Linked DNA regions of Mus musculus: all the other regions are linked to region 1. A link is a loop called in an ENCODE intact Hi-C map of the cell type or tissue named here. Cell type or tissue: left cerebral cortex. All regions are shown on one strand.

Region 1 (4,000 bases):
TTATTGCAAAGGAAGGCTATAGCTCTCTGCAGCAGAGGAAAGGGTCAGAAACTGGTTGCTCTGCGGGTAATTTTAATTTTTTTTTCTATTTAGTTGCTTTTTTTCTTACTAAAGAATAAGGGGTTTTCTGTTAGACATAACTTAAAGGATCTTTGTTAGGGAATAGGGTGAGGGTATGGGAAGGGGCAGTTTGGGGTGGGTAAGCATGGGACCTCTTGGTTCAGAGCCTGGCTCCACTGTTTTTACTGGACCATTGAATGAATGGTCCACAGCCAATACCCACCCATCTGTGCCTTCATCTTCGGGACTGGCCTAGGTAAAGCTGTAAGCCTCCCTTACTCCATGTAGACCATTCTTACTGGAAATGAGGCCAGGACACAAGTCTATACCTCTGACCTTTCATTTGGGCACATTAATGCTTCACAATTTTGACAAAGGGAAGTTAACTTGGGTTTGGAAAGTTAGGAAAAGGTGTTGCTGCCATGCAGATCCCTTGCTCAATGAGGGCCAGTGAATCCTTTGCCCACTGAGTGCCAGCTCTCTCTCTCTCTCTCTCTCTCTCTCTCTCTCTCTGAGTGTGTGCATGCGTTTGTGCGTGTGCGATAATGGCTGATGCAACTGTTGGAAACCAGAGGCTTAGCTCATGGGTGCTTCCATGGTTGGGTCAGGGTATGCTTTATTTGTAGAAGGCTGACTAAATCTTGACCCCAGCTATCTTGGCAAGCTGCAAGTGGCCATGTGAGAGATGAGCTTCAGGCTCAAGCCCAGCTCCTGGAAGACAGGTGTCTACAGAGAAGGATGGTACTACCCTCAGAGACTCCTGTAAGGAAAGCAGGCCTTTAATGATGTGGGGGAGCTGAACCCACGGAAGGGGTATCTAGGGAGATAGATGGTATGAACCAAAAGTAAGGAAACTGGCTGTGAGCTATTGGGTAGGAAACACACACACACACACACACACACACACACACACACACGAAAAGAACTGTGGGAAGCCTGTGCTCTCAGGGGACAGATGCTGTCCCTAGGGTCCTTCAGCTCAGGGACCACACTGATCACAGGTTCCTTTTCTTTGCCTGTCCTGGCCATTGGTTTTCCTGGCCAAACCTGCCATATTTTCTCCCAGGACACATGCATGGTGTGCCATTTTGAAGGAGAATCAACAAAAACAGAAGTCAGGTTGGAAGGCATCCATGCTGTCTGGGTGTCAGAAGAGGGGGTGTTAACATCGTCTCTTAATTTGCCATCACATCATATACCCCTACCTTAAAATGAAGAACAAGAATAGTACTTTTTCCTCTTCTTCAGAGACCCCTCCCTGGTACTGGCATAAACTCACATGTGCAGAGACCAGTCAGGCTTGCCCCCTGTATCCCCCTCTCTGGACCCCCATGTGTACTGTGTGTCTACCAGGCTGCTCACAGGTGGCCTTAGGGGCCGTTGCTTTTCAAATGGTGAAACAAATTTGGTGGGTTTTGGTTGTCATTGATTGGCTTTGACACACTGCTGAGGTTGGGCACCAAGGACCCCTGGTACTTTAAGTCACTTTTATCGCTCAAATATGGAGCTTTGACAGCTGAAACGCCTTATGAGAATAGCATTTAAATGTGCAATGCGCCATAAATACGCAGAGTGCGACAGCCAGGAAGCTGTGCTAATCGCGGCTTTGATGTCCCACGAACTACTGTAGCTGGCAGTCCTCGTGCTTCTGCAGGCCTCTTTGGACTTAGCAGATACCGCTCAGTGGATCCAGTTTTCCACTCCTCCCCTCACGAGGACAGCTGTCATCCCTGACTCAAAGGAAAAATCCTTTCTGGGCCCTTGCTTGGCCACAGCCTTTCCTGGCCATACTCCTAGGAGCCTCTCGCTTCCTCCCTGCCCGGGAGTGGCAGAGGGTGAGGCTGGCTAGACCCAGCCAGACTTTCCCAAAGTTCTGTGTCATTTACCACCTTGTCCTACAGCAACATGCTATTTTTAATTTCTGGCGACTGCTACTCTTGATTGGCTGGGACAAGAAATGGAAGTTCAGCTTGACTTGAGTAACAGGGAAAACGGTCCGTCCCCGACAGAACATGCAGCAGGAAAGCTGAAGGTTCGCTATAGAAGCATGGGTAGACCACCCTAGCTTCCGCTGTACTTAAAAGCTGCCAGTAAGAAGCCTGAATGCTTACATTTGATAAGAGCCTTGATCTTTGGATTCCATGGTCACTACAGAGTGCAAGGAAACCACAAAGGGTGTCTGCTGTCTGTAATTTATTAGGTTTCAGAGCATCCCAGGAACTACAGACTCAATCCCTCAGCTCTTGGGTCCAGGAGCGCCCTCTTGTGGGAGAAAGCACTTTTGCCTGGAATTTCTATTTGTCTTTTTTTTTTTTTTTTTCCTCCAGTTTTTAATTTTTGAGAGTTTCCTACATGCATATACTATGCTTTGGTAACTTTTCCCCCAGTTCCTCCCCTTCATCTCTTCCTCTCCCCTCACTTTCTCTCCCTATTTAATGCTTCTTGTTTGTATACTTACTGAGTCCACCAAGTGCTGTCTGTATGGGCATGGGTATAGGACCATCCAACTAGGGCATTCTTTATTATTTTTGTTTTGTTTTAAACTTGTTCTTACTTCTGGAAGAACAATATTAGTTCATAGTTTTGGAGAGTAGAGGAGCTGGAGAAATGGGTGGGTTTACTATGCTAACCAATACCATCAGTACTTGTCTGTCTTAGGGCTTCATTGTTATGTGAAGAGACACTATGATCAAGGACAGCGTTGTGGCTGGCTTACAGGTTTAGAAGTTCAGCCCATTATCAGGAAGGCAAAAAGCATGGCAGTGTCCAGGCAGACATGGTGGTGGAGAAGGAGCTGCGAGTTCTGGCATCTTGATTGGAAGGTAGTCAGGAGAAGATTGGCTTCCACGTGGTGTCATTGCCCACCCCCACAGTGACAGACACACTTCCTCCAACAAGGCCACACCCACTCCAACAAGGCCACACCTCTTAATAGCTCCACTACCGGGGGCAAACATATTCAAACCATCACACTATTCCTTTGTATGTGTGTATCACATATGAATGCATGGTGTATGGGTATGTGTATGTATTATCACACATACAGAGGCCACAGGAGGATGTTGGTGGTAGTGTTCCATCACTCAACACCTTACTCTTCTGACACAGAGACCTTTGCTCAACCTGGAGCTAGGATGGTAGCCCGCAAGCCCCAGCAATCCTCTAGTTTCTGTTCCCATACCTCTGGAGTTGCAGGATCATATATATGCCTTTAAAATGGACATGGGGGACCTGAATTCAGGTTATCTATCATCCTTGTTCAGCAGGTGTCTTAGCCACTGAGCCATTTACTGCTCTCTCCCTGTCTTAGGGTTTCTATTGCTGTGAAGAGACACCATGACCAAGGCAATTCTTATAAAGGACAACATTTAATTGGGTCTGGCTTACAGTTCAGGGGTTTAGTCCATTATCATCACGGCAGGAAACATGGCAGCATCCAGGCAGACATGGTGTTGGAAAAAGAGCTGTGAGTTCTATACCCGGATGGGCAGGCAGCAGGAAGTAGAAGTGACACTAGACCTGGCTTGAGCATTTTAGACCTCAAAGCCTGCCCCCTAGTGACACACTTCTTCCAACAAGGACACACCTCCTAATAGCCACTCCCTATGGATTTATGGGCACCATTTTTACTTAAACTATCACACTCTTTATTCTTTTTTTGATGTAAGTTTTTCACAAGCAACCCAGAAGTGAGCCTTTCTTCTGAAAAGGATTCTGATGTTAATGGTTCTTTTACACCTATCTCAAACGAACATTTTATTTCTTTATCCATCTGCTTCACAGAGGAACAACTATACAGGTTGTGCTGCTTTTATTTAATCTATACACTTCGAGGAAATTGGGCTTTAATTTTTATGCTCTGAGGTTGCCTACCCCACCAGAATCAAAAGACCCAGCACTTCCATGGCCTCAAACATCCTCGTGCTCTGCTGTTATCACG
Region 2 (4,000 bases), 560 kb before region 1:
GCCGCCGGCCTCGCGAGGGGAGCCGCGCCGGGCGGCCGAGGAGCGGCGGCCGCGGCGCGTCGGGCCGGGCGAAAGTGCCTGCGGGGGGCGGGCGGGCGCGCGGAGCCGGCCGCCCCGGGGCTCGGCGCGGGAGCCGGAGCGGGAGCCGGCGCGGAGCGGGACGCCGCGTCCCGAGCGGCCGGCGGCCGGAGCTCGCCCCCGCCCCTCCCTCCTCTCCTCCGGCGGCGGCGGCGGCGGGCGGAGTGAGCTGCGGAGCCTGGAATATGGTCGGGGAAATGGAAACGAAGGAGAAGCCGAAGCCCACCCCAGATTATTTGATGCAGCTGATGAACGACAAGAAGCTCATGAGCAGCCTGCCCAACTTCTGCGGGATCTTCAACCACCTCGAGCGGCTGCTGGACGAAGGTGAGGCGCCCGGCCCCGGCGCGGCGGCCCGGGATGGCGGGGCGGCGGGAAGGTCAGGCGGGCGGGCGGGCGGGCGCACAAAGGCGGCGCGGGCGGCTCGCGGCCCGGCCGGGGCCGGGCCAGGCCCGAGGGCGGACCCGGGAGCGCGCGGGGCTGCGGGGCTGCGGCCGGCTCCCGACGGCGCGGCGGCTAGGCTCCCCGCCATCCCGGCCATCTCGGCCGGCCCGGCGGGGCCACGCGATTCCCCGAGCTCCGCCTCGCCTGGCCCGCGGAGCCCCGGCTTAGCGGGCTCTTTTCGGTAGAGTTGCGTGGCCCGCAGTACCCGATCGGACCCCGAGATGTCCAGGAATCACGTAGGGTACCGAAGAAAAGTAGTGCTTATGTGGCCGAAGGCGAGGACGAAATGACAGAGTAGAACACTTTTTGTCCTTTTGTTTGGGGAAGCGAGAACTGTTTGGGAGTTTAACTTCACTTTTTTTTTTTTCTTTAGTCTGTGGTGGTGGTGGTGGGGGAGGAGTACGAAATACCGCGAGGACAGACCTGAACGGAATCCGAGTTTGGAAGAACTGGGGCGGAGGGTTCGCTCCCGGCGTAGCCGCCTGCGTTTGCAGGGCGGGGAGCTGGAAGTTTGAAAGGACGGGGATAAAATAGAGCAGAAGTTTGCACAAGCCGAGTTAGGAGCGCTGTGGGGAGCGAAGACTGACTGGAGATTAATGCTGGTCAGCTCTGGAATTCCTTTAGGAACTACTCATAGCAGCGACCTGGAGTGTTAGTTCCCAGTAGCTGTAGGTTTCTGTGGACGCCCGGGGCGGGGTTGGGGGGTGGGATAGGACCAACAAGTCTGTTTTAAATCGAGTAGCGAGTAGTTTCTGTCTTCTCTTTTAAAGTCTCTGAGTGGACTGTTTAAAGGAAGCGGAAAACTATGTTGTACAGATGAACATGGATTTTAGGATCTTGAGAAGAATGTCGAAAAATTTTAGAGATAGCTGGGGATATCTGCTGGCATGTCAGGGAAGAACAAAAGACTCCCGAGCTAAAAGATGATTAAAGAGTCATCCTCAGAGCTTCCGTTGGATGGGGAGCTTTGGGCAGTATTTAAAACAGAAAACATTCAGCTATTACACATGAACATGCAACAGCAACACATCGAAAGAGGCATTTTTTATTGTTGGGTTGGTATATTTGTTAGTGTTAAATTGCCCTGGAGAAAAAACTTGAACTGCCCCTTTAAGGGTTTTTGCCTTTCCTATTTGTGTTGGCATTTGAAAAATTGTGGAGGCAGAAAACTTTCTGGAATGTCCAAAAAAAAAAAAAGAAAGCTGGAGCTCTTAAATTGAGTATTTCCAAAAGTGAGCGCTAAGGGGCGCCAGTTATTTTTTTTTAACCTTGGAAATGTTTGGAACAAAATAGTATGCTTAATAATCTGACCTATATTAGGTGCAGTTGAAACTTAAATTTTTAGATGACTTCATTTGTCACTATTCACAAATGTGATTAGGGCGGAAACACCTCATACATTGATATTTCTTCCTTGGCATTGGTTTTTATGATATTAGTAGCATATTTATGAGGAAAAATTTAGTTTTTAAAAGTTCAATCAAGAGGGAATTTCTTACACAACAAACTAGACAGCATATACAATGAACTAAAAAGCATTCTTAAAATGCTTCGTATACCTAAGTGACTTAGTGGACTTATAAAAAGTTTGGATATGTTATAAGGAAAACTAGTAGGCGTTTCTTAGATTAATTGTAAAGGCTGTTCAAGTGTTCTCTTTCAGCTTGATCAGAAATAACTGCCTTATTTTGAGGTTGGCATAAGTCTTTCAACTAGAGGAATTTCAATCTTTGCACAGGCTTATTTCTCTTGGTTAGAAATAGTGACCCTTTGGGTTTCAAATGTAGAAGACAGCTAGTTCAGGATTACAATATTCAAAGTAATGTTTGGTGTCTCCTTGTCATGTTTTCTCCATCTTCACCTTAGTCTGTTTGTTCTTGGGTGTCTGAGCATTAGGCTAGAGTAAAGATAGCTCGGATTTAATAGGAGACAGGAGATTGACTGGGGATTGTGATTGTTTTCATCACTTGCAGGAAATGGGCTGGTCCTTAGTGTGCTATAAGCTTTTAACTGTACTTGTTAGTCTTACTGTAAATTTAATTTGACTTGAAAATTCTGGCTTTTTAAGTGCACCATCATAATTTTCTTGGTAGATGACTTAATTGTGAAAATTGGCAACTTGTCCTTAACCCCTTGTGCCCTCTCATTGTCTAAAACAAATTAATTATGACTTCTGTTTATGGTTAGGGATTACATTTTCCTTTGACTGTAATACTTGGCAGAAAAATTACTTTTAAATTCAGATAAAACTAAGTTTCACTTTAGGGATTAAACTGTTCAGTGATAGTAAGATACTCTACTCTCTGATAATTAGAAACTTTGAATGGGACTATTTAGCAGTTTTATTTTAAAAATTCTTTTCCAGCAGTGAACTTTTAATATAGTTTCTGTTTGAGAATTTTCATTTGATTTAACAAATTTGGGAATGAAATATGTTAGTTTTCTACTTGTTAAAACTTGAATGATAGAAGAGAAATCGTATATTAATTCTTGCTGGCTTAAAGAAAGTAGTCCATAGTTTTAACTTAGGTAGTAGTAACTCAGTCCTTGTGTTGGCTGTTAGTTCTGCTTGGTGAGTTGTGTCAGTCTTTCTTTCCTAGCATCTTTAGCAGGATAGTTTTGTTTTAAAGCTAACAATATATTTTAGGCCAGGGCAATTCTTAAATAAAAGCTATAACTTGAGTTAATACTTCTAAGACTTAAAGGATCATTTAATTAGAGGTGAGCAGAAGATTACAAATAAAATGTGGGTCTTAAACTGCTTTCTCTTAAGATTTTAACTTTATCCCTGGGATAAAGTTACACACAAATTATCTTAAAGACTTTTCTTTGTAATGAAAACGAGTTAAATGCAAAACATTTTTAAAAAATAAACATTTTGTAATTTAATATGAAGACGTGCAGCAGTAAATAACACAAATAACAAGTAGAGAAAAGCAAGAATGTGATACATGAGCATCGAATTTCCAGTTTTAATTCCATGATTATGAGAGAGAGGCTGCTTTTATGAAAATGAGAAGGGTGTGGTTTGATGAAAGGGGGCAGTCTGAATATTTTTACAGAAGCTTGTCAGAAAAACTAGAGTATAATTTAGGAAAAGTAAACAAATATGTTAGATTTTGCATGAATGATTTAAAAATGCTTTTAGTTTTAGATAACCCTTTTTCATAAAATTTCCTGCTCCCTAACTGATCTTAATTTTCAATTAAAATCGGCTTTGCTGTTTATCTTTGAGAATGTGTTCAGTGTTGCAGATGTCATACCTCTGCTTTTCTTGAATTTTAATTCTTTTCTTTTTGAAAAGTCTTGTTTGTCCATAAACACTATGGCTTAAAACTTTGCATGGCCGTAGATACTGAAAGGACATAGGTGATATAGTTTGGTAAATTTTTAGATTTTCTTTTGTCTAAAAAGCAAGTCATTATTGATAGTAGTTATTGTGTCAAGCATATTTTATGTAAGATGGGGTAGTTAATTT
Region 3 (4,000 bases), 740 kb before region 1:
CAGATGTTTACATTACAATTTATAGCACTAGCAAAATTACAGTTATGAAATAGGAACAAAAAAATTATAGTTGGGGTGGGGGGGTCACTACATCATGAGGAACTGTATTGAAGGGTCACAGCGTTAGAAAGGTTGGGACCCACTGATCTAGAGGATATCTGTTGTATGGTCACCAGATTACAAGACACTGTGCTGGGTATGAAAGGAAGATGGGAGCAGAGAGAGACAGAGGCAGTGAGAGACAGAGAGAGAGAGACACCTCTGTTGGGGGGGGGGGGGGAATTAGAAAGAAGGGAGGAGGGAGGGGCTAAAAGGAAGTTCCTGTCCTTAGAGATCTCACACTGCATAAAAGCACCAAGAGACCTACCTAGCTGAAGAGAACACTCCTGAAGCCTGGACTGCAACCGAGAAAGTCCATGCATTTCACCTGACTATCAAACCTACACAGCTGGGAGAAATATACTCTGGACTGTGTAAATGGAGCCTCTGAACCTCCATTGCACATTTGGAGCTGGGCCACCTTGTTCACCCATGGTGACCTGGAGAGGTGAGGGTTCTGCCTTTTCTTTTTGGCTTTTGTGACCGGCTAAACCATTGTCTAGGACCTGTAGGGGCGCCAGGGCTCAAGCCCCTCATCCAACCTTCATTTGAGAAGCAGCAGGTCTCTGACACAGATCACTCACTCCCTATGTCTATGGCTGGCTACCATCCCAACTATTGAGTATGATACTCCTTCGTCCCTTGAAGGCAGGGTTGACCTGTAGTTCCTGAGGCCATCACAGTAGTATCTACTCTGTAAATCTCTCATACTTGCAGGTGGTATGCCCAGAAGCCAGACAAATGAGACTTCTCACCCTAGGCCACACATGCAGGGCCCTCCAGCCCAGGCTGGGCCACAGCCCTTCTTTTCCCTCCTCTGCTCCTGAATTCACCTGGCAAGAAAGAAGTGCTCATTCCAATCTGCCTAAAGCTGCCCCAGCCTCAGAAAGTCATCCAGCCTTGCATCAGCTTTGAAAGCATTCCAGTCACCCCGCTATTGGATCTGATCATTTAACCCTTCTAAGCCACACATGGCTCCGTTCTTTTCCCACTTCCTCCCTCTGATCTTCCATCTGACGCACAGTTCTAAGAGATTTAAGCTTTTGCTCAAGGTTAAGTTCTCATGGCCCATTTCCTGTGTGCTCTTGCTTCTCTAGGAGAAGCAATCACTTGATTGATAATTTCTGAACAATGGAGATAAATACATTGCATTTGGGAGGGCTCACGCTTAAGGTTATTGGCAGGTGCATTTGTCAACCTATCATGGTGGCTTCACAGGACTTTTCTCTACATCTAGCTCTGGTGGCTTCTATTCTCCATGGTAAGCACCATTTGCCACGTGGGTCGTCACAATATTCTGGAGAGACTCAGTGGCAAATGCTGCTCTCAAGTCTCATTGTGTTTCTCAGTGGACTTTATAAGGAATTCCTTCCCTTTACTTGTGAGGTTCTTTCATTCTATAGGGAACAAAGCATGGTTTCTTTAGGTTGGAAATAGACACCAAAAAAAAAAAAAATCCAATTTTATTTTTTCTAAACAAATTCACAAGTTATTAACAAAGATGACACAAATGATGATAAATGTATACCTCTCATGGAGTGAGCATATACAAAATGCTATGTATATTTCTATCCATTTCCACTTAATTTTCATCTTAGCTCTTTAAAGGCTGGGGCTCTGAGCTCTTATGCACCAGGGACAAATATTCCAGTGATAATCAGGGAGTCTAGCTAGGTAGGAAGGGAATCTTTGCAACACAGAGATTGATAGCCTCTCTGTGAGGTCAAAGCAGCCCCCCCCCCAAAAAATCTTTGAGTCACCTTGGCGACAACCGTGTGGCCCACAGGAGGCAGACACTGGTCTCAACCTTGTACCCACCTGTCCTGCTGCTGCTGCTGCTGCTGCTGCTGCTGCTGCTGCTCGAACCAGCGCCAGTTTCCTGCTAGTTGAAAGCTGCTCACTGACCTTTCTGCCATCATGCACAGACTGTCCCATGAATGAAGGGTTAAAGAGTCCAAGCTTGCAAATCTCAACAGGAAACCCTTTAGGAAACTTTTACCTACCCCTTAGCATCTCAGGGTCACATACGTGGCCTAGCTGGCCACTTGGGGACAGCAGAGACTCAGGGCAGCAAAAGGGAGAGCAGAGACAGGAGATGAAAGAGCCAATTCTCCATTCTTCTATGGTCCCCAGAGATGAACACTGTGACCTTGTTCCCAGTCTCCAGCCAGCTGTCCTTCCTCCCCCTCCGAGAACACTCCACCCCCAGGACGTGTCCCTGGAAATGTATCCTCATGTGTTAGAGAGAAGGAATTGGGGATGATTTGCTGGTGATGGGAGTGGAGGGAGAAGAGAAGAGAAGAGAAGAGAAGAGAAGAGAAGAGAAGAGAAGAGAAGAGAAGAGAAGAGAAGAAACAGCCATGAATTTTTATGAACATTCTTTAATCAATTAGACAGATGCGTTTTATTATCCATAAATTAGCTGAAATTTCTATTTTGATTTTGTTTTCTCCCCACTGGTTAAAATAAACGTGGTCCTTGCTCATTGAATCAATGCCCTGGCATCTCATAAAATACCTTGAGTTCCCTTGCCAGCAGAAGGGAGGATCCCCAGGGCTAGTGTGTCGGAATGCTTAGGTTGCTGATTGCAGAGCCCCAGAGATTATGGACTCCATTGTGTATAGCCTGCAGCCCAGAGCCCCCAGTTGAGGACAGTCCAAAGTTTCAAACTTTGACCGGAAGGGGGCTTTAAAGATTCAGGGTCAATGTCCAATGAATTACCAGTGTTCAGCTCAACTAGGCTACCTACAAATATTTTTTAGATCTTTATCCTGCTTAACAGATGTTTCCTGTACTGAATGTTGGAAGCCAGCAGAAGTTTTGTTGGGTCCATGAGCTTAGGGGATACCTGCTGTTTCTACCAGTGGATTGGTAACAACTCTCACCCATTTCTAAAAATTCCTTCTTATGAAAGCAGGGAGCGGCTGAAGGTTGGTAATGAAGTCTCTAACACTCAGAGGCTTTGCCAAGTCCGTATTTTAAACTGCATTATCTCTCTGTGAAAATACAATAAAATAACCGACTTTGAAATGTTCTGTCTGCAGACTCAGTCCAAACCAGGCTGGTGTTGAGGGTCACTGTCTTCTTCCACAGCTGCTTCCTGGGACTCAGGACACACCCAAGAATAGACTCTGCTCAGGCATCCCTTACAGCCAACAGATTTCAGCCAGATTTTCAGATTTGGTCAAATTCCATCTAGATAGGCCACATAAAACTCCTATGTAGACACTGATATAAATATGAAATACATTGCAGTCTGGATTTAGTACATCATTTAGATTTCACAAATAGCCTTACTGTGAAATGTTTGTCTTCTAGACAAGCTGAAAGCAACAGATCCTAAGCAGCTCGCTCAGGGCCACGTAGGCCTTGACCGATAGGGCACAGTCCGATCTTAGGGTCCTCGATGTTAGTTCAGAATCTTCTGCTGTGTGCTAGAGGAGTAGAGGCAAGCACTGTGGGAGCAGAGACGGGGAGACTCTGCCTGTCCTCGGCAGTTGATGATCCATCATGGAAGAAATGCGAAGGATTGAGAATTAGAGCAGCTGTGCCAGTTGTGTTCTGGAACAATGGCCGAATGAGAGAGGAGTGGTCAGGCAAACAGCTGAGACGGCCATAAAGGCAGTCATCCCCTGGCTCGGGCAATAGTAAGGGGACATGCTGGCCCTGAGAGCACCTTCATCCAGACAAGCAGCCCAGGGAGAGTGCTTCGGTATGGAGGGGCCCCCGAAGCCGAGCCACAGTACTCTAGATTTGCCTTGCAGGTGGGCTCAGGACATCATAACTGTGGCCCAGAAGGCTTGGTTCTGAAAAGGAAACAGTGAGAACTGCAGCCAGCACTTTGGAGTTGACTTAGCCAAATCGAAGCCGCAGGGAGGTGCGTAGAATAGAAGGCTGGTGG
Region 4 (4,000 bases), 590 kb after region 1:
TGTATATTGTGTGCAAATGTATATGAACCTTGGAAAGAAAGCAAGCCCGTGATGCTCCCTGAATGGAAAGGGAGACTTGGAGGCTGATGGGGAGGTGAGCTGAGAGCAATGAAATCAGGAGGCTGGAAGAAGAGTTTAAGCAGCCCTTGTTAGATACCACCCATGCTCACTGTGCCTTGCCTAAGTCAGTCTAGATGGCTGTCACTCAGGGTGCACTGAATAGTGTTAAAACAGGAAGCCCCTTTCCTCAGGGCCCACAGCTTGTAATTTATTGGGAAGAACCTCTTTCTCACTGATAATGTCTCTGTAAATAGACACAGGAAATTTCCTATAAAAAGTCAGCCAGTCTCAATCACATTCCTCATCTATTGCCTCCCACTTCATTGCTTAATACAGGCGTAGGGAGGGCTGTCTCAACTACTCGGTTACAGCCAGGCATAGGCACACTTTTAAAATAGTCTATATGTCAAGTCAAGGGAGTGAATGACAGAGGAAACCTGGTCCATGTGTGCATTGGCGCAGAGCTGTGCATCTGGCTTTAAACCCCTTGCTTTGCACTAGGATCTGTTTGTCCATTAAAGGGGGATGACGAGGCACACACACCCAGCATATTCCACAGCAGACCACACTGGTGAAATGCGTTCAACATCTATTTAGGACAAACTGCGCCTTCTTCCACCGGATGGTAGCGTCCAAGCAAATCTTATTTCAATTTCATGCAATTCATTAATGCCACAGCAAAAGGCCATTAAGTATTTCCAGGACTCTTTAGACTGTTATACTTGGTTGAAGATTAATCTAAATATGGAATCTAAATTTAAACACGCAGAAGCATGCCTATCTCGTCTTTCTCGGGCGTCAATTTCCACGATTCCATTGACAATACTGCGTTTTTAAAAATATCTGCTCTTTTTTGGTGTGTTTTCTGATGCAAGCTCTTCAGAAAGCAGGAAAAAAAATAATAACGTAGGATCAAAGAGTCTTAAAAACCGGTAATAGAAATTCCATAGTGACTCTGCAGCACCATCTAGTGTCTCGGGAGGTTATGACACTCTTTCTGGCAAGGCAGATCTTCATTGATGCTCCCGGAATGCTGATGAGAAAAATCCCACCACCCCTTTCCATCTCGTCAATTAAACCCTAATTTAATTAAACCTGTACAAGGCCAACTGCCATCAATTTGTTAAATCCTATAATTTCCCAAACTCCTCTACTTTGAAAAATCATTAAACCATTAAAATACAGCTGGGAAGACCTGGAGAATCTCTGACTGCGGTTTTAAGGACAAAGTGAAATTTGGCTCTGGGCACTATCTCTAATCATATTATGTTAGAGGGTATTTCAAAATAGTTCTGGGGGTAAATTTTTATTAAATATGGGGAGATTGTGAATGGTCAACCAAGCAAGAGTTGTTTGTTTGTTTGTTTGTTGTTAGACAGGGTCTCATTTTGTACCTGGCTGACCCAGAACTCATTATGCAAACCAGGCTGGCCTTGAGCTCACAGACATCTTCCTGTCTCTGTTTCCCAGATGATGAAATTAAAGGCTTATGCTTCCTCATGCTAGGAACTAGTTGCAAAAAAAACACTTTCAACCAACATATTGTGTTTTGGTTGTGGGGTAATATAGACTAAGAAGCTCAAAGACGGGGGAAACACACATACCCCCTATTTTGTTCTGTGATTTCCCCCACGCCTTTAAACTTTATTTTTCTTTTTTATGTAAGCAGGATGTCCCATTCAGAGAATGGTGACCTCTGAATTAATGTCATAGATTTGTAGTAAAAGGGATAGATGCTAGTCATGTATGATTATAAATCAAAGATGTTGTTCTGGGGTCAGTGACACAGAGGGCACATAGGACCACTCTGATGAGGGAACGGAGTTTCACTGTGGTGGGAGCCCAGAGCTCTGCTGCCATCTGCTGGTCCAGCATGCATGACACATGTGATCCATCTTTCCTTAGAACTAGTCTCATTTTAGGTCACAGCTCACCTTGGGCATACACGAACCTGTCAGCCCTCTCTTTGTATTCTGATTCATCTTAGCTGCAGGCATCCCACAAACTGGCAGACACGCAGAGAAACATTGAGAGCACAGGTGGAGGGCGGGACGGACCTAGTGCCCTATTTAAACTGATGGATACATTTAAATGAAATATACACGAGTTAGGGAAGGATGTACCGAGCGAACCCGTGGTAAATTTCAGATCATTATTTGATGCCGCTACTTCGCCGTTTGTCTTCTTTGCCCTCGCGCGGTAAACCAATGTGCCCTTTGCAGTTTGACATGAATATGGTTTATTTTAGCTAAAAATCCAAGCCGGCCCTAGTCACTCTCGCTGTGAGCATTTTCAGGCTCTCCTTGCAATCCCAAGAGTACAGAAAATAAATTTGACACAATGTTTCTTTTGTCTTCCCCCACCCCCCACGCCTCTGGCCAATTGATTCGGAGCTCTGTTTCTGTCTTGCCACTGCTGCCTCCAGGTCGAGCTGAGATTTCCGTAGCTTGTTAAGCTAATTTGGGTGCTGAGCAAGGACAAGTCCAGAAAGCAGATTCACAAAGCAGAGACTCACAGAAGCGGGGCTGTTGTGCTATGCTGTTTAGAAGCTGGCAAACGTGCCCTGGATCCTCCTCAAAACATCCGGCTGAGACAATGCAGTTTCGGGCTCACAGCATTGTTCCTGGAGAGACCTGAAGATCCCTGGAGGCTCCGGAAGCCATGCAAGGAGCGACCCCAGGGGAGCTGTGGTTCCCAGGCCTCAGAGGTGAAAGACAGTGGCTTGCAAATGCAGCGCCTCAGAGGTGAAAGAGACAGTGGCTTGCAAATGCAGCAACAGCATCCCATGAGTGCAGGGGAGCGCTCTGGGTGGAGCAGAACAGTAAAGTTCATAAATTCAGCACGTCAGAGCAGCCTGTCTCCCCTATTTACTCTGCAAGTCCGTGACATCGCGAGCGCTCGCTACTTTACTTTGTCTTAATGCTGGCGCGTTAACCTCTGAACGGTGACTTTCCAGCCACTAGCCTGGAGGCTGTAAGGTGCTTCTGTGCCTATTTTTAGCCTCTTTTCCGCGAAGAAAAGAGAAAATAATAATGTCTCGTTCCGGGGATCCTTCTCAAGCATGCACAGGATCCAGGAGGCAACAGTAACATCCCTAAGGAGCCAGTCTCAGAAGCAGGTGTGGGGCGCCCTCTCTCTGTTATCAGAGAGGGTGCCGGAAAGCAGCTGGGCCACAGCGGGGCACTGGGCAGGATCGCTACGAGGAATTCAATAAGGTTGGCTGCAGAGTTTCAGAGAGCAAAGTGGGGGAGGGGAACTCTGAGTGTGCTGTGCCTGTTCCCTTTGGGCTCCTCTGCCCACTGTGCTGTCTCAGAGGGACAAAATCAAGCACAAAAGAGCCCTAGAAATGTGTCATGTGGGCCACACCCCCAAACCCCCGACCCCGTTCATTTCTGAACAGAATTATCAGAGCAGATGACCTTTTTCTAAAATGGTGCTTCTGAAATGAGTCTATCCTTTGTTTTGTTATCAGAATCATACGATGTGAAATTAGAGAAATGTGTGAACGCAAAAGGATTCTAGATGAAACCCACCCAGAGCAGTATTTTCTGTATTTTGCATTTTTCACGTAAACTCCTTGATTATGTACATATACATGTATGAGGAATGTTGATGCATGGGCTGTGTCTATATTTTTTCATAAAGCATCTCACATATTACCTTTAAATGGCTGCCATTTCTTATGGAGTAGTGTGCATGTGTGAATGTGTATGTGTAGATAATATTTAGATATAAGGATAATAAGTTTATCTATATTTTAATATTGGTCTATATTCATATTTTTCTGGGCTCCGTTCTCAGCAGTAGAAATGATAGCACCTGTATTAATACCATAATGGTTAATATGTGTATGTGTATATGAATATATATACACATACTTACATGTGTGTATATATGTATATAGATGTGTGTGTTCTGTATGTGTGAGTGTGTTGTATAT
Region 5 (4,000 bases), 150 kb before region 1:
GTCCTCTGATGCCGTGGGTCTGGAGTTGGGGGTAGAGATAAAGGCATTTTCTAGAATGTCCCCATGGCGTTCAGAAGCCACCCAGGGTTTATAGAACTACAGCCTACTCCGCAGATTACAAACAAACAGTAAATACTCAAGAGATTGATTAAGCATCCAAACTAACTGACAAAAACAGACAGAATACAGAAGTCTGAGAGGCCAGATCTTGATACACCATGCAAATGGGTCCACCCTCCGCGTCTCACCTCCTAGCCAGCTATGGTTGGCAGAAGCCCCTGCCATGATGGTTATTTGTCACCTGTTTAAAACCCTCGTGTGTGTGTGTATGTGTGTGTGTGTGTGTGTGTGTGTGTGTGTGTGTGTGTGTGTGTATGTGTGTGTGTGTGTGTGTGTGTATGTGTGTATGTGTGTGTGCTGAGCATATTCAGGCAGTAACATAGATTTTCAGGAGTCAATAAAAATGTCTGATTTTCACCAATTATATATTTCACCAATTATATATATATTTCACAATATATTTTGTGCAAAAATATATTTGTGACACATCCGCCGTAAGGTGGCAGCTGCCAGGTTTTCTGTGAGGGATACCTGCTTCTCCCTGGACGGTCCCATATGCCACTAGCAAAGCCGGTCTTTGAGATCTGAAGCTATAGCCGTCAGCACTGTTTTTTATCTCTTACAACTCACCTTCTGATCTGTAATTGCTCTGAAAATATGTTGTCTTCATTATCCAGCTGAAGACCCAGAGGTGCTATTACTTAGTACTTAGCACGGAGGTCGGAAATGGATTGCTTCCCCAACAAGATCCATAACCATAGATTCTCCCAGCCCATGAGAGATGGTGCTGAGCCTCGGAGAACTTCCTGTCCAGAGGTCCTAATACAGCTGCTGCTGTCAGGAGGCACTAAGGCTCGGAGGTGGTGGGAGTTTCTCTCACTGGCTTGAAGAGGCCAGGACACAGCTTTCCTCTATGGTCTCTGCTATAGTTCCTGCCTCCAGGTTCCTGCTTTGAGCTCTTTCCATTCTTGGCTTCCCATGATGATATACTGTTACTTGAGAGATGAAACAGACCCTTTCTTCCTTAATCCTCCCCAAATGGCTTCTAGTCAGTATTTAATTAATTAATTAACTAATTAAGAGACAGGATTTATCTATGTAATAGCTCTGTCTGTCTTGGAACTCACTCTGTAGACCAGGCTGGACTCGAGCTCACAGATGACCACCTGCCTCTGCCTCCTGAGTGCTAGGATTAAAGGTGTGTACCATCACCACCAGGCTATTTATTTATTTATTTATTCATTCATTTATTCATGGCAACAGACAACAATCTAGGACACAGCTATCACATCTTTTATTATGCAAAGCTGTGCTCAGAGGCAAGCCATGGTCTGTGCTGTGGTGGAAGGCAGACTGTGTGTTGACATTGGGATGGGAAATGTTGAAGCTGGGCCCTTGTCACTTTAATAAGAAGTATCTCTTTGGAAAGCTCTGGCATTAAAGGCTTAGTCCCCAGTTGGTGGTGCTGTTGAGAGGTGACTGGGTCCTGAGGGTCCTTAAGTCATTAGTGGGCTAATTTATTGGGGAATTTGCAGATGAATGGGCGCACCAGGAAGGGCCTGGTTCCAGAAAAATGAACTGCAGTTCTCTTAAGGAAAGATACACTTATAAAGTATAAAATTGCAAGAGTGTCTTTAGGTTTCATAGGTTGCCTGTGGACATCCTGGGGCTTGGTCAGGGGTAGACGTTGAAGGATTTTTATTAAACTTTAAAAGAAAAGTGGTGTTGAAACTCGTGATATTTGTAGCCCTGAATAGTTTAGTTGTGATTTATAAACAGTATTCAGAAATACACATTTTTCTCTCATAAAACGAAGTCCGGACAGGTAGCCAAGTGATGGGGATTAAAGTGTTGAGATGTTTTCCATGGCAGCTTCTGAGTAGGAGGTGCCTAAATATTTCCTTTTTTAAAAAAAAATCTAAAAATCAAAATAAATTAATAAAGTAAGAAATGCTCTAGTTAAAGGCACCGTGTGAAACAGAGAAGTGGAACTTCACAACCTTCCCGACCCACAGTCTTTGAACAGTGAGCTCTCTGCCTCATCGAAGCTATGGGCAGGACTTCTGCAAGCCTCTCTCCTTCTCACCCCGATGTGTTCACGCGTGTGCGTGTGGGCATGAGCATTTCGAAGACTGAAACTTTAAAGTGTAAGTTGATACCCGCCATTTGTCATTCGTTGTCACTTCTAAATAACAGTATCCTGTGTGTCCATTGCATTTTTATGCGCTTGGAAACTTAATTTAAAAGCTGAGTGTGGCGTGGGTATTGCATGAAAAGAGTCAGGGAATTGAAGTTCTGGGTGGCTTGGGGACAGAATAAGAAATGAAGCAAGAGACAGGATGATGGGCACAGCTCTCCCGGCAGTCGGGCAGTCTGTCCGCTGGCTCCCAGTTGCCTGGATACCTTTGTATGGTGACTTAATTCGGCCTAGAGGCTGTGAGTTCTCTTTTCTTCTTGTGTCTGTGGTGATGTGCGTTGTTGCTGGGGATAGTCAGGGGCAGGAGGAGTGAGGAGACAGAAGAAAAGTTGACCACACAAACACAATGCCGGGGATGCTGGAGTTAGTCCCACTGAGGGCGGGCGGGGGAGCGAGGAGCGGGAAGTTCCTGCACAAAGCCCTTCTTGTTCCCATAGAAACCAGTGCTCAGCGGTGAATGACTAGTTTGACTCTGCACAGCCCCCTTCCTCTTCTTTTTAAAGTCTCTGTTGGAGATTCATTGTCTTCTTGCTATTCTTGTTTTAACCCCCCCCCCCCCCCCAAAGGCTGGGGAAGAGAAAACACCACCTCTCCAACCTCAAGGCATCCTGTGAACAAACCCAAGGATTCTAGGCAGCCTGAAGTCTGGCTGGATCTCCCTGGATCAGACACCTGGTTTTTGTTTTGTTTTGTGTTTTGTTTTGGTTTGGTTTTTTGTTTTTGTTTTTTTTCAAGTCATGGATGGATGGACACTCTACACAGAGAGGTGCCCACAGAGATTGGCAGCCTAATTTGAATACCAATGCTGGCCTGGGCTGGCTTCCAGAGGCACCCACCAGGGCTGGCAGGGTGTTGGTGGCCAGACTCCACAGGGGCAGGGAAGTCTCTCCCACCCTCTGCTGGGGGCTGCCTCCCTCTCACTCCCATGCCCTCCTCTGCTGGGTTATTGGCAAGCTGGCTTTCTATTCTTCAAGGATTAATGTCTCAGTGCAAGGGGTAAAATTGGCAATTAGAAAGCAAAGTCTCGGGGCCTGGGATTTCTATCTCCTTATCATCTCCCAGTTAGATTTCATTAGAGTGCTGCCGGAGAGAGAGGTCTTAGGGCCTTTGTTGTGTGGTCAAAGAGTTTAAAGATACTAACAGGATGTTTTATATTTACCTGGAAAAGACAAGGAAGCTTTTGTGCTAGCAGAGTCTAGCTCACATGCATAATTGGGGGTGGGGAGGGGAACGGGGGTGTTCTGAGCTCAGTTCCTGCATGTCCCAAGCAGGATTACCCAGAAAAACCAAGACCCATCCTTGTCAGAACTGTTAGGTTATTGGGCAATTTTTAAAAATCAAAAGTAATTCTTATCCCCTACGAACTAACATGTTTTAAGTGTAAAGGATTGCAGATGTGCCTCTTTGTGGTGTGAAATACACTGTTTAAACAATTTCTTATCTTTTGAAAGTCTAATTAAATGCCCTAGCTGAACGGAGCTGCAATTTGTCTGGAAAAGCCCCTGAGATGTCTCCCTCCAGCTCCTAGCCATGGGGCTGCTGTGGTCAAGGAGGGACAGGGCCCTGCAGGGTGCCGTTCCGGAGGCCCCACACACTCCTTTTGATGTTCCAAGTGCCCACCTGCTGCTTGCATTTGTGACTTGGGTGGCATGAAGCCAGTGACATCAGACAGGCAGGGTATTGTCTCAGGCAGATAGACATTGTCACCCCGAGTGAATGTTTCTTCCGTGTTCATGGGCATGG
Region 6 (4,000 bases), 280 kb before region 1:
ATAAACATCAAGGTTGGCTGTGGTCAGGAAGAAAACGGTCATCACAAACAAGTTCTTAAGGGCTCGGTGTGGCTCTGCCCAACTACAAATGGAACGAGGAGAGGGAATCTTGTGTTTCTAGAAAGAGGAAAGCAGAGATGCTGGGTCCTCCACGGTGTGCACCACAGTTTGATGAGTTTCACATGATGGATCAATTCTTGATGGTAGCATGTTGTTTTAAGACCCAATTGGTATGCTGACATGTAAATTCATGTAACTGGAAGTCCAAAAGTTTTTCTCGCACCCTTGCAAACCAAATGTCATTTTTAACCTCAATTTTCACATATACTCATTTATTTAAGGAGTTATTCTTATTAGATGGTAAGAAATGAGTTTGGATTCACTCAAGCCCTTATATATCCTGCCTCATCATCTCTTTGGAGTGGGGCAACTTCTGGAGAACATCTGGATTCAGGTCTGAAGATCCTTAGGCAGCTTGGTTCCTTCCATACACTTTATAAATCCCCAGCATATGGCAAGATAGCACCGGATAGTTGCTTTGTCATCCACAGGGACCAAGAATGCTGAGTCATGGTTGCTTGCCACTAGACCAGATGGAACTATCTGGAAGCTGGGAGCAGTTGATAGCTAAGAGAGTCCAGGGAGTCTCCTGTTGCAAAGCATCCACAGATTCTCAGAGTTATGTTGAGTTCTGTGGTGGAACATTTCACTGTACTAGGAAGCGGCTGAGCAGTCAGAGAGTCGCTGGGATCTATGTGCACTCAATGAGAGCCAGAGGGGTCAGGTCTCAGGAGTGGGGCGTGGGCTTCACTGTGCATTGCCGAGACAGCTGGCACCTGTGGGGTGAAGGCTGGGACTGGCAAGAGGTGGGAAACAGGAGAGGCTGAGAAAAGATACTTAGAGCTGAGCCCACAACATTGTACCCTCCTTTGCCAATTATGAAGCACTTAGATTAGTTCTTATTATATAATAGTTTGTACTATCTTTGTAGCAACTTTGATCTGTTATTGTTGACATTAATTTTGCATATAAAAGCACAGAAGAAGAAAGGGAAACAGAAAAGAGAGAGGGAGAAAAAATGACATGTTCCTGAGATTTTCAGGTCTTGGTTATCACTAGCCCACGTGGAAAATTAAATCACGACTTGAGGTGGTCTGACCCTACCCTTGAATGTGGCTTATGGAATCTAAGAATCTGGTTGATGGGTTGAGAGTCTCCATTTTTTTCTCATGCATCTGAGATGAGTTGTATGTGTGTTTCTTAGGGCTGCCAGAGTGAATTGCTCCAGATGAAAATAAGATTCCCCACAATTCTAAAAACTGAAATCCTAAGCTCAAGGTTCTGGCTGGAAGAGACCTTTCTTTCCCTTTAGGACGCCTGGCTTTCAGGAGGCTACCGGCTCGTTGCCATTTCACATGGCTTTATGCGCAAGTGTCTGGGGTCTTTAGCTCTCTATACTCTAGACTTCAAGGAATAACTCAAGTCAGATTCAGTTGGGGTCTGAACCTAAGACCTCAATTTTAACTTGACCATCTCTTTAAGCTTCTTTCTCCAAATAGTTTGATTCTGAGCTACTGGGGGTTGGGGATCCCAGTGCACAAAATTTAGCCTATAGCAACTGCAAAGTCAATATGGACTGTGCCATCTCACTAATGCCTGAGCGTTGTTGAGTCTAAGGAAGTGCACTTTTCCTGACACAGAAGGCTCTTCAGAAGTGCAGGAACTTCAGTGTCAACAGAGAGTCACATCCTGGGGGGTTGGAAATGAGGGCCCTGTGTGCCGCCTTAGGAAGCTGTAGAAAGTGAGTCTCACAAACAGCTGTCTGGTTATGACTTAACGATGAGTGGATGCTAAATTACTGGCTTGTGAAGTCATCTCAGGAAGTTGAACTTGAGATATGCCTTTATTTTAAAAGCTTGGCCATCATTAGTATGACTTGAGAGGAAACTAGAAAATGCTATAAATAGAATCTGCACTACCCTTTGAGCTCAACTTAAAGATGAGGAAGCAGGCTGGAAGTTGCTCTCCAAGCGTCATTTGAGGAAGTCATGTTTACAAAGGGCTGTGACCTCAGTATGTCCGCAGAGAGTCTGACCATTACCTTTATAAGAACCTATTTGGCATCTAGAAAGGAAGGATCCTCAGGAGATTTCATGCCCAGAAAGCATTTGTTCTCAGTGCTCTGGGCTATTCGGGAACGATCTTCACACTTCATAGTTTTCTCCTTAAGAACAAAAAATCTTGAAGGCCAGCGGCTCAAATTATTATGAAAAGCAGTTCCCAGGTGGGATGGTCAGGGCCAGGACCAAGGGCCATGCTTCCTTGATTGCTCTGTCAGCAGGACCAGAATGCAGGCTGCAGTGTGGCTAACGGTGTTATTCTGCCTCCTTATCTGATCATCTCACCGTCATGGGGATAGCTGCAGTCTTAGAGCCCAGCACACTCTGGTAATGTGGTGAGGCAGCTGGGATGAAGGCAGATTTGGAACATCCAATGTTCTACTCATGAACACTGGTGAGAACGAAAGGGACCAGTTTCTTCTCTGAGGCAGGGACCGTAACCCCAAGACTGGCTAGACAGCTGGCTCCTCCTGCCCCCAGAGATTCCAACTGAACTGCTTAGGACAAAGGGCCTTCAAGGGAATTTTTGTAGTTATTTAATTCTGTGGGGAAAACAATCTTTGGTTTTGCTATGTAATCTTTTTCCTTTTATAGGATGACAGCCAAGTTAATCTAACTATGAGATTTTAAAATTTATTAATTTTAAGGTTTTTGGAATGATTTTAAAAAGTAAGTTTGATAAAGAGTAAAGATTTTTAAAACAGTAATCACCTTTTGTGACTTAAGATTTAATCTAGCTTTTTTCAGGGCTCAACAGTGGGCTCCAAGCTCTGCCCGTTTGTACTTGACACCTGGTAGATCTTCCTCTGTTACATCTTTCCTTGCTGTTTTCATGAGAAACCCTGAGCTCTTCCTCTGACATCTTAGTTCTTAAGAGTTGGCATAAGCACAGACCGAACTTTTGATGTGTCTCCAACACTCACTGTTTAGAAAGCCCCGGAGTTCAGTCCTTTAACATCCTTTAAGATATCCCTCAGCTCAGAAATCTGTGGGAACCAATACTTCGTGTTTGTCAGTTGTCTGTTACTGTAACAAGGACCAGTGATAATCAACTTACAAAGAGAAAAGGTTTTTCTTCTTCTTTTGGGCTTTCCCTTAGGATGTTCTAGTCATGACCAGTGGGTTCTTGTGGCTTTACTACTGCAGTGGCTCATCCTGGTGGGAGCCCATGACAGAGCAAAGCTGTTTACCTCATGGCTAGGGCTTGAACTGGAGAAAAGCAAGAGACCAGAGTTCTCTAATCTCTGTCAAGAGAGCACACACTCCTAGGGTGGTTGGTATTGGTTGTCATATTACCTGTGGTGGGAAATATTCCACGTGCTGGGTGATGTGTTTATAAAAAGATAAAGAGGTAGGGGGATATGTTCTATGGAGGTGTGGTGAGGTATGAGGGAAGGGGATGTCTCAGGGGACCTATGTAGAGGCATCCCCCCACCCCCCAGGACCAGCCACAAGACAGTATAGTATAGAATAGAGTTTATTTAGAGCATGGTGAAGGAGGGGGAGTTAGGAGGGTAGTAGAGGCAGAGAAAGGCAGAGAGAGAGAGGGAGGGGGGAGGAGAGAGAGAGAGAGAGAAGAAAGAAAAGTAGAGAGAGAAGAGAAGTAGAGGCCAGCCATGGCCACGAGCACATGGAGAGAGGGGGAAGGGAAGGGAATGGGGAAGGGAAGAGCAAGAGCAGGAGAGAAGCAAGTGATCAAGAGAGCAAGAGGGGGAGAAGGGGTCAAGCAACTTCTTTTAGAGTGGGTCAGGCCTGCCTGTTGTTACCAGGTAACTGTGGGGTGGAGTTTGAATAGAATGCTAACACTGGGGACTTGGACTGGATGGAAAAGAACAGTGAGTTGAGCAGCACTTGTCTCCCTCTGCCTTCTTACTCTGTAA
Region 7 (4,000 bases), 730 kb after region 1:
AGCTCTCTCTGATAAGAAAGAAAACAAGCTGAACACAACAGAGTGGATCTTCCAGATGTACACTCCGAAGCTTCGGCTGTACATCCTTATCATTGATCAAGTTCTATGGGGCTTCCCTCCCCTCTCCTCCCTTCCCTTCTCTTCCCCTTCCCCTCCTCTTCTGACTTTCCTTCTCCTCTTCCCTCCCCACTCCCCTCCTCTACATTCCCCTCCCTTTTTCCCTTCCCTTTTCTTCTCCTTTCCCCCTCCCCCTCCTCGCTCATCTTCCCTTCTTCTCTTCTTTCCCCTATCCTCTTTTCCCCTCTTCTCCTCTTCCCTCCCCACTCCCCTCCTCTACATTCCCCTCCCTTTTCCCCTCCCCTCTCCTCTCCTTTCTCCCTCTCCCCTTTCCATTTTCCTTCCCTCCTCTTCCCTCCCCTCTCCTCTCCTCCCCCTCCTCGCTCATCTTCCCTTCTTCTCTTCCTTCCCCTATCCTCTTTTCCCCTCTTCTCCTCTGCCCTCCCCCTCTCCTTTTCTCCTCCCCTCCTCTTTTCTCCCCTCCCATCCTCTCCTCCCCTCTATTCTTTTCTCCACCCCTCTCCCCCTCATTTCTCCCATTCCTCCCTTCTGTCCAGCCCTATTCCTTTCATACCTATTCCCATACTTTCTAGTCCCTACAAACAAAAAGTACACCCCTGTGGCGAAGCTAGCTTCCATGGTCAGATCACTGCTCTACAGCTGCCCCACACTGAGGCCCATGTTCTGTTCTAGTTCCCTGAAACCACAGTGATTTTGGGGAAGGAGGATGAAATAAAACCCTACCCACTGCTCATACTCAGTATGTAGGGAAGAAACAGGCTCTGCAAAGATTGCTGAGCAAAATCCCTGCTGAGATAGTTGAGAGTCAGTGCAAAGAAATGGTAGTTTAAATCCACAACAGGGGGGTGCCAGACTGTCCTTGCCTGAGGCTTTTCTGGTCAGAGGACTGTGCCTGCCCACTCTATGTACTGTTTAAGCACCCACCCCACCCCCAGATCCTCTTTGTAGATTAGCCAGCCCTATGGTAGCTCAGCTTGTCTTTGTTCAATCTAAACCTCAAGCTTGTCTGAAATCTTACAAGATAGGTGGAAATCAGAATGGGACACGGGCTGTGGGTGGCTTTGGCAGTACGCGTCTCTATTAAGTAGACTCAATTTAGTACTGGGTAAAGGGAAAGACGAAATTAGAATCGTGGTTGGCAGAAATAGTCTCCATCTGGCACTGTAATTACACACTGTCTTGACCTGAGCAATCTTTGCTGTTCCAAATGCTGTTTCCTTTGGAAAGCAAATTTTAAAAGACGCTGTAAACCACAGGTTAGGAAATACATGGTTCCAAATATCCACCACACCTTTTAGACAAGGGAGTCGTATCCTGCTTCTCTATTATGGCTCTGTCTTTTATAATTAAATGAACTCTCTAGTCACCCGATGAATGTCACCTCTTTACAGCGGGATAAACAGAAGAGATCTCCGGGTCTATTTTCGCCAGTGACATCAGACACTATTTCGATGGGGCTATGACTCAGTATCCTCCTTGGCGCCCTCACTCCTGAAGTTCTTTTAAGGGTGAGCCTGGGTTGCTGCCGGCATGCGGCATTTTCAGAGCCTCATGGAGCTCTTTATATCAACCCTTGACTTCACCTTCAATGCCAACAGGAAATTGTATATGGCTCTAATCTCCCCAGTAGAGCTCTGCCAGAAAGCCGGGTTCTGTGCGGTATAATGGCGCCACCTACTGGTCACACGTGTCCTCCTTTAGCCTGCCTCCGTTTTGTTTTTTTGGTGTTCTGTTTCCGTATTCTGATGTGTCTGTCCTCAGAGACTTTGTTTTTAGCTTTTCTACTTCGCAGCTGCAGCAAGCTGGACTGATAAGCAAACGATATCACCACCTGATCGTCTGTTCTATAGGTCCTAAGATCTTACCGCTGACGGGGGAAGTCATGGACAGACACCAGCTTGACTTGATGACTCTGTCCTTGAACCCAAGCAGCCTGATAATCCAGCCTGATGATCCGGGCCGAGCCTCACTTCCCTTGCCTCAGCCAAGCGGCCGTGCAAACCTTCACTAGACCCCAAACGCCCTTCCTACTCCCTCAACGGGCACCTGCTCTCCTAGGCATCCACACAAATGGATTGCTTTTAAACAGAAAATGACACTGACTGTCACTAGACGTAACAAGTGCCTTATGTACATTTCATTGGAAGCACAAGCTGAAATTAGCCTGTCAGAATCTTACTTTTCTGGATGCCAGTGTGTCGTGTGGCAGAATTAGCTCAAGAGAATAAAGAGCAGGCTTGCCTGTCAGAGAGCTTCTCTCCACAATTCTCTTGCTTTGTGTGCCTGGCTTAATTCAAATGCTTTTTTCATGCTTGAAGGGGTAGGTGTGTGTGTGTGCGTGTGTGTGTATGTGTGTGTGTGTGTGTGTGTGTGTGTGTGTGTGTGTGTGTGTGTGTGTGTGTGTGTGTGTGTGTGTGTGTCTGTGTGTGTGTGTGTGTGTGTGTGTGTGTGTGTGTGTGTGTGTGTGTGTGTGTGTGTGTGTGTGTGTGTGTGTGTGTGTGTGTGTGTGTGTGTGTGTGTGTGTGTGTGTGTGTGTGTGTGTGTGTGTGTGTGTGTGTGTGTGTGTGTGTGTGTGTGTGTGTGTGTGTGTGTGTGTGTGTGTGTGTGTGTGTGTGTGTGTGTGTGTGTGTGTGTGTGTGTGTGTGTGTGTGTGTGTGTGTGTGTGTGTGTGTGTGTGTGTGTGTGTGTGTGTGTGTGTGTGTGTGTGTGTGTGTGTGTGTGTGTGTGTGTGTGTGTGTGTGTGTGTGTGTGTGTGTGTGTGTGTGTGTGTATATGTGTGTGTGTGTGTGTGTGTGTGTGTGTGTGTGTGTTACCCTTCTAAACTTCGAAATTATCACTGCATGAGTGTGTGTGGTGGGGGGGGGTGTTGGGGTGAAATTGCCATTTCCTATAAGGTCCCAATGCTTTTTCCCCCTTTTACTTTATCTCTGCAAATGAGAATTTATCAAAGGCTAAGCCTTAGTCTTTTGTGATAAAAAAAAAAAAAAAAAAAAAACCTAACAAAGTATGCCGGTGGGGGGAAAAAAAATATGTAAAATTCACATTGCTGCTGGAAAGATCAAAGCTTAAGGATGCTGCCCAGAATGACTGATTTCCCGTCAGCTCCGAGGCTTCAGGACACCAGCGAGCTCTTCTGTGAAAGCAAGGTGTTAGAAGCAGGTGTCTGAGATGCTTAGGGCTGTTAGAGGTCTCACTGGTCTCTCTGGTATGTTGCCCCCTTCTGGCAAAGGGCAGCTTATAATCTGATCCTTCAGAGAACAGCTTCAATGCATACTACTCACATGAACAGCCGCTACAGACCTAACACCACACAGATGAGAGTGTTACAAACTGAGATTGTTCCAGAATTGATGCTCAAGTTGAGTGAGTCCACTTTCTGCCAAGTAAAGGAACACCAGAGAAACTTAAAAAAAAAAAAAAAAAAAAAAAAAAAAAAAAAACAGAAACAAGGGTTGTTTGTGTTTGTAGTTACACGCCTGGCTTTTGGGAAATAGTGGTTGACTCTATCCTTGTTGCCTGTGTTGAGGAATAACATCAATGGTGGAAAGTTCTCTTCAAGGACATGTCCCCAGTGAACTCATTTCCTTCCATGGGGCCCACATCTTAAAGGTCCCATCATCTGCCCATCAGATAGGGACCAAAGATTGCAGTGTGGGGATGTTGTCTCAGCCCAGATTTTAAACTACAGCCAATGAAGCTGCCACAAGTCCTTGTGAGCAAGTCTTCAGATGTATACGCTTTCACTTTCTTGAGTAAAAACTAAGAACACCAGGTAGACATTGTGGATACATTTCTGGATCACATGAGAGGCACACATGGAAGATACTGCAGAGGCTCACCACCCCTTCTGTAGCGTCGGGTGGTGATTCAGTCTCATGACTCCTGGGTTACAGAGCTTGGCATCCTGGACCCTTTGTGTGCT

What was found. Peaks named below come from ENCODE experiments on the same cell type or tissue, not always from the same donor. Only the 100,000 strongest peaks of a DNase experiment are listed, where the experiment ranks them.
Region 2: it touches region 1 in a loop (5-fold over the local background); 20 of 42 quality-filtered maps call a loop at or near these places.
Region 3: it touches region 1 in a loop (6-fold over the local background); 15 of 42 quality-filtered maps call a loop at or near these places.
Region 4: it touches region 1 in a loop (7-fold over the local background); 16 of 42 quality-filtered maps call a loop at or near these places.
Region 5: a loop joins it to region 1, with 4 times the contacts of the local background. A loop is called at or near these places in 11 of 42 quality-filtered maps.
Region 6: it touches region 1 in a loop (2.1-fold over the local background); 8 of 42 quality-filtered maps call a loop at or near these places.
Region 7: a loop joins it to region 1, with 4 times the contacts of the local background. A loop is called at or near these places in 10 of 42 quality-filtered maps.

What each region holds. Positions count from the first base shown.
Region 1 is chr17:9,754,685-9,758,684 of GRCm38, reverse strand. The region is part of intron 3 of 4930452A19Rik (RIKEN cDNA 4930452A19 gene); the gene reads left to right. Among named protein-coding and RNA genes, the nearest start is that of 4930452A19Rik, 19 kb to the left of the region's middle. In left cerebral cortex, CTCF peaks have their summits at 2,325 (motif pointing left) and 3,619 (motif pointing left); a DNase peak (open chromatin) is centred at 2,309; H3K27ac peaks cover 180 bases.
Region 2 is chr17:10,315,137-10,319,136 of GRCm38, reverse strand. Qk (quaking) reads left to right here. Exons shown (of 8, transcript NM_001159517.1): 1 at 1-405. The coding sequence starts at 264. Among named protein-coding and RNA genes, the nearest start is that of Qk, 2.2 kb to the left of the region's middle. In left cerebral cortex, a CTCF peak has its summit at 1,752; DNase peaks (open chromatin) are centred at 320, 980 and 1,673; H3K4me3 peaks cover 3,867 bases; H3K27ac peaks cover 3,711 bases.
Region 3 is chr17:10,491,527-10,495,526 of GRCm38, reverse strand. The region is part of intron 4 of Pacrg (PARK2 co-regulated); the gene reads left to right. It overlaps A230009B12Rik (RIKEN cDNA A230009B12 gene), which reads right to left. Exons shown (of 2, transcript NR_077237.1): 2 at 2,470-4,000. Gm16168 (a long non-coding RNA gene) reads right to left here and starts at 2,329. Exons shown (of 3, transcript XR_003952273.1): 1 at 1,918-2,329. In left cerebral cortex, a CTCF peak has its summit at 2,146 (motif pointing right); a DNase peak (open chromatin) is centred at 2,234; H3K27ac peaks cover 3,768 bases.
Region 4 is chr17:9,166,562-9,170,561 of GRCm38, reverse strand. It overlaps 6530411M01Rik (RIKEN cDNA 6530411M01 gene), which reads left to right and starts at 2,540. Exons shown (of 3, transcript NR_027881.1): 1 at 2,540-3,275. It overlaps Gm52287 (a long non-coding RNA gene), which reads right to left. Exons shown (of 2, transcript XR_003952250.1): 2 at 687-4,000. In left cerebral cortex, CTCF peaks have their summits at 1,028 (motif pointing left), 1,921 (motif pointing left) and 3,197; DNase peaks (open chromatin) are centred at 1,948, 2,619, 2,907, 3,185 and 3 more places; H3K4me3 peaks cover 2,123 bases; H3K27ac peaks cover 2,649 bases.
Region 5 is chr17:9,904,814-9,908,813 of GRCm38, reverse strand. Gm34799 (a long non-coding RNA gene) reads left to right here and starts at 2,000. Exons shown (of 2, transcript XR_003952248.1): 1 at 2,000-2,207. In left cerebral cortex, CTCF peaks have their summits at 1,503 and 3,078; DNase peaks (open chromatin) are centred at 2,553, 3,114 and 3,956; H3K4me3 peaks cover 914 bases; H3K27ac peaks cover 2,305 bases.
Region 6 is chr17:10,039,034-10,043,033 of GRCm38, reverse strand. No RefSeq gene overlaps it. Among named protein-coding and RNA genes, the nearest start is that of Gm34972, 110 kb to the left of the region's middle. In left cerebral cortex, no CTCF peak of the experiment used is centred here; DNase peaks (open chromatin) are centred at 601, 1,794 and 1,979; H3K27ac peaks cover 458 bases.
Region 7 is chr17:9,029,667-9,033,666 of GRCm38, reverse strand. No RefSeq gene overlaps it. Among named protein-coding and RNA genes, the nearest start is that of 1700010I14Rik, 43 kb to the right of the region's middle. In left cerebral cortex, CTCF peaks have their summits at 1,761 (motif pointing left) and 3,302 (motif pointing left); DNase peaks (open chromatin) are centred at 1,164, 1,711, 2,253 and 3,322; H3K4me3 peaks cover 978 bases; H3K27ac peaks cover 1,219 bases.